Regions from separate parts of the Mus musculus genome. Here region 2 is linked to region 1. The links are chromatin loops, found by intact Hi-C in ENCODE. Cell type or tissue: gastrocnemius. All regions are shown on one strand.

Region 1 (2,500 bases):
CGCAGCAGGTCTGCTAACATGGCACCTAGTGGCTTGGGCCAGACATGAGCTGCTTCTCTCTACTTTTATCCAGGGGCCTGTTATTCCCAGGCTCCCTGGGCGGTGAGCTGTGCATTTTTCTTTCTGATCCTGCCTGGCCAGACACAGCAGCACACTGGCTTTTCTGGGATTTGTGGGCAGGGCTCTGCCTCTCGACTCTGTCCCTCTTAACTTTCAATGTCTTCCTTCTCCCATCATGATCCTAGATCTACAGGAGGAAGGGGCACCGGGAAGGTAGTCATACCATCGTCACAGGAGACAAACAGGGACAAAGAGAAAGTGAGTCAAGGCTAGATTCCAGTTGCCTTGCCGCATGCATCAAACCCCACATGGCACCCCAGTATAGAGATGCAGCTGTGTCCTGCCAGCCTGCAGTCATTTGCCTCAGCTGTGCTGAAGATGATGCTGTGGACGGTAAATCCAGAGCCCAGACTCACCGACTCCCTCCTGACCTGTATGCTCCGTCTGCCCAGACTCTTCCCTGCTATCTCAGAGGACCGCTCTGCCCTCCCTTCTCCAGACAAAGGCTGGAGCGACTCCCACCCTCTTCCTCCATGCTTGGCCCTCCCCACTGGAGTCTCCGTGTCTCGTCTCCCAGCACATTGGCGAGATAATGAGGCTCCCAACTTCAGTCTCTGCTGCCCATAGATAAAAGACTCAGGGATGCTGGGCTCTGAAGTCTGCCTCCATCCTAGGTCCTGGGTGCAGATAAACCACTGTGTTCTTAAACATGCCAGCTACTTCATGGCTCTCTGCTCTTCCTCAGTGCAAAGCCATAGTTATACCTCCATGAGCCGCTTTACTGTCCCCATGTCCCGGTGCTGGATCCCCCACCCAGCAGAGACCACTTTGTATCCTGAACCCCTAGTGATGGAACCCAGGCCTTCATGCATGCTAGGCAATTGTTTTACTCTTGAGTTAGACTTTTAATTCTGAGACAGGGTCTCACTAAGCCATGCAGGCTCACTCTGTAGCCCAGACAGGATCGTGATCCTCCTGCCTTAGCCACTTTGCACTCAGCATCTGTAGACACACTCACACCTGTCTCTGACAGACATTGCACGCTCACCCTCCTAGAGCCAAGTGCTTGAGTTCTACAGAAGGCCTCATCGTTATGTCCAGACACCAAATATATCCTCTTCCACCCTGGCCGGCTCAGGGTGTCTGAGGGGTCCAGCCAGCACAGGCAGGTCTGCTCTGTGGCCAGCAGAGGGCGCAGGAGGACCTACTCTGAACTTCGCCATCTTGGCCACAGTGGTGTTAAAAAAGTCCCCTCAGGGTCCTAGGTGGCACGCATCTCTAGAGGAGCAGGTCCCCTGATAACAGTCCCCTGGACTCCACAATGCTGACCCAGCTAGAAGTCCCTAGACAGGGTCCCCTGGTATGTGCAGGGATGCTGGAAGGAAGTTACCTTGGGAGGTCCTGGCTATTCAGAGGCTTCGGTTTGTCTCTCTTCCCTTCTGGTTTTTGTTGGTTCCTTAGCTTTCTGCAAGGTCTCTGAACTCCCTTCTATCTCCCCCGTGTGGAGCCGGGCTAGGTGTCAGGGTGACTGTTTTCCTCTCTGAGTCCGTGCTGCAGAGTGAGCTCAGCCTAGATCTATTCTGTACCCCCTGGTCCTCCCCCCGCCCCCTGCATGGTTCTCGGGAGGCAGACGAGCCAGAACTGGAGTGGAGATGCTCGGCCCATAGTTCCAGATAAAGGGCTCTCTTTGGGGAGTCTTAGCCTTAGGTGAAACACAGAAGCCTAGGAGGAGTCCTCCATAGGATGGCCGATCTCCCCTACTCCTGCCCCCATCCCCCTCGGTTGATCTTGGCCTCAGGGCCTCAGGGCTTGCTGCCCTCCTGGCCTTTTGCTGGGTAGGAAGCAGGGGCGCCTGGCTGACCCCACACCAAGGCTCTCTCCACTCTCATTAGCCTCACTACTCAGTTCCAGCCTAGGGGCTTGCCCTGCCTTGACCTCTGGATAGACCAGAGAGCACTGCTTTGTGGATGGAGGTGAGGTACCCTTCAGGACCCAAGACACTATCTCAGAAGTTGGAACAGGGGCTGGTGTGGCCATGAATGAAGGAAGGCAACACATGGAAGCTGTGGTGTGCCTCTGTGAGATCTAGGGCCTTCCCTTCTATTGCCCTCTCTAGGTTTTCAGTTCCAAAGGCGCAGGTGGACCTGTGCTCAGTTTGGCCTGATGGCTGGGTACCATGCTTTGCTTTGTGGCTTGGATCTCTCACCTATCCAAGCGTACCAGAGTGGCTCTGATCCCTGTCTGCCTCTGCCTTCCCAGTGGGGATACTAGAGGCTCAGGTGAGGGGAAGGGCTCTCCACAGCTCCTCTGGACCACCTTGTGGCTGGGCAAGTGGGTGCTCCAAGTATCCCAAAGGGTCATAGCCCCTCTGTCCAGCATATGAGGGCACAAGACGTGACTCCCAGGCAGTCAGACACCTTTGGGGAAGATACTGGCTCTT
Region 2 (2,500 bases), 220 kb after region 1:
CACCTGGGGCTGCCGAAGTGCTTTGTGCATGATGTTGCACAAACCCTTGGCAGAACAAAGATACTGGGAAGAGAGATGGTGTCCCTCCCTTGGCTGGTAGACTATTATTCAAACCACTGACCCCGGGGAACTTCACACCGGTAGAAGGAAAAGACTGAAGTGTGATGTAGCCAGAGGAGGAACCTGGCCATCACCAGCAATTGATCACGACTCTGACTGCTTGTCTGCCCACCTTGCAGAAAAGACTTGGAGCAGAAACAAGGGTGATGGGACGGACCACATGCCCTGGCCAGGGTCACTCCACTATGCACACCTCTAGTGCTTTAGTTAAACTGAAACAACATGTTATTGCTTCAAGTGTGGACTTGAGGGTCACAGGACCTCTTTGTCTGTTTCCTTTCAGGGTGGCCGTATTGTGTGCATCTCTTCTCTCCACTTCCATTGGTACTTATCTCTGTAATCGATCTATGGAGGATGGGTGGCTAAGCCTAGCTCCTTAGGGCTGCCAGTGTACAAGCTCCGATCCTAAAACTACAGTGACAGCATAAGAGGGGGATGTTTGCAGGGAAACCTTGTTTTAACAAAACACATTGGGACATCATGGCTGGGAAAATGCTCTGGGAGAGGCATCCTGGTTTACTATGATTGAGAAAGAACCATTTGGGCTCCATTGTCCCTAAATAGAAGCTGCTGAAATATAGAAAAAAAAAAAAAAAAAGCCACAAATCACTTCTCAATGAGGTGAGAATCTCCAAGGCAACCTGCCCAGGGCTGAACACCAGGAGGCAGGAGATGCATGGTCACCATGGAAACCACATCCTAGAAACCCATTGGTATTGGTTTGCCACATTGCAGATGAGGTAATGGGGGTGGAGCTAGACCTGCAGGGTCCCTGGAGACTAGAGTAAAGAAAGGTGTGGGAGGAGGAGAAAAGGAAAGAGGGAGAGGGTTGGAGAGAGAGAGAGAGAGAGAGAGAGAGAGAGAGAGAGAGAGAGAGAGAATATCTCGATCCAGGCCAGGCTCTAGGCCATCTCTCTGAAGCTATATGAGGGAATGGGCCAGGAGCTGAGATGAAACAGATAAAGAAACTGGCCTAAAGCCCAGAAGGATGAGCAGTTGTAGCAAGGTGCCACCATATTGAAAGTCTTTATGGATGTATTCCATCTCTCTAGGTCACTCACTCAGCATGAGTAATTCTCTAGTGCTGCTCCATCGATGATAAATTCAGAAGGATTTGGAATCAGAACAAGCCTAGCTGGGTCCCTCAGGTCCTCCGTTGACCCTGGGTGCTCAAGCACAGGGTGCGAGCTCACCCGCAAAGCCTGCCTCTGGCTCCAATTACTCTCAGACACGTTGGCTGGTCCTTTTCTTCCTAGAAGCTAAGTAGCACCACCTGCTGGTGGTCTCTGGAAGCAAGGCAGCAGTGACTAGTGGTCTCTCCCAACTGTGCCTCTGACAAATCTATCTCTTCAAGCAGGTGGGAGACTAGGATCCATCTCTAATCACCCTCTGGTGTCCTGGGGACCATATGAGTCCTGTGATAGAACGAACCACAGAACACAGCCTGCCCAGATCATCAGTTGGCCATGTGACCTCAGCCAACCATTGGCATCCCTGGGCTACAATGCATGTCCATGATAAGGAATTTGTATGAAATTCCCCCATTGGGGTTCTTGACAGCTTACACAGCAAGCATTATCCTGTCCTGCAGAGGACAGTTCCATCAAATCTGAGGAAGGAGAACACCCCAGAAATACAGTGCCATGTGTCTCTCAGCATCTACGTGATTTAAGGCAACCTGGTGCAAGAGGGCCCACCACCTCCACTGGCCAAGAAGCAGGAGCTAGGCCCAACAATACTACTGTGCAATCAAGCCTGAGACAGTCCACTGCAGCTAGCCTGCCCTCCTCTGATGTGGAGAGGATCCCAGGGCTCCTAGACATATATCAGAGGAGCATAGCTGGGAACCAGAGCTACCCACAAGGCACTGTGGGGACTGGCCTCTTCACCCTTTGACACAGGAAGGTCTCCACAGTGAACAGCCACTCAGAATGCAGAGATGCAGGCCCTTCCTGAAGCTGGCTATCGGGAGATTAGTGCTAGACCAGTTTGGTGGGTGGGGATGGTAGACCTTAGTCTGGGCAGCTAAGCTCACAGCCCAGCTTTCCCGTCTGGCGTGACAACATCCTTGTCCTGTTTTCCCACTGGCACAGCCAGGTCTACCTCTCAGGGTCTGCTGGAAATTAAGCTCTCACGCTCCATCTTTCCAGGATGAAGCCTGGTCCACAGCAACACATTCATCATGATGCTCCCTTAATCTAGACGATCTTCCAACTTCTTGCCCTATCAAGAGCGTGTATACAGCAGGCTCCTGGCTGTTCCCTCCACCTGTAATCCTACTGAGCACTTGCTGTATGCAAAGCACTGTACCAGACAGCAGGGCTAGAATGACGGGAAAGGTAGTTTGGATGCAATAACCCACAGAGCTTCTGGTCTAAAA

Evidence for each region. Hi-C counts contacts between places; a loop is a spot of excess contacts. Peaks named below come from ENCODE experiments on the same cell type or tissue, not always from the same donor. Only the 100,000 strongest peaks of a DNase experiment are listed, where the experiment ranks them.
Region 2: it touches region 1 in a loop (7-fold over the local background); 15 of 42 quality-filtered maps call a loop at or near these places.

Annotation. Positions count from the first base shown.
Region 1 is chr10:61,876,749-61,879,248 of GRCm38, forward strand. The region is part of intron 18 of Col13a1 (collagen, type XIII, alpha 1); the gene reads right to left. Among named protein-coding and RNA genes, the nearest start is that of Gm40674, 33 kb to the left of the region's middle. In gastrocnemius, no CTCF peak of the experiment used is centred here; a DNase peak (open chromatin) is centred at 1,258.
Region 2 is chr10:62,100,882-62,103,381 of GRCm38, forward strand. No RefSeq gene overlaps it. Among named protein-coding and RNA genes, the nearest start is that of Fam241b, 8.9 kb to the right of the region's middle. In gastrocnemius, a CTCF peak has its summit at 1,401 (motif pointing left); DNase peaks (open chromatin) are centred at 797 and 1,385.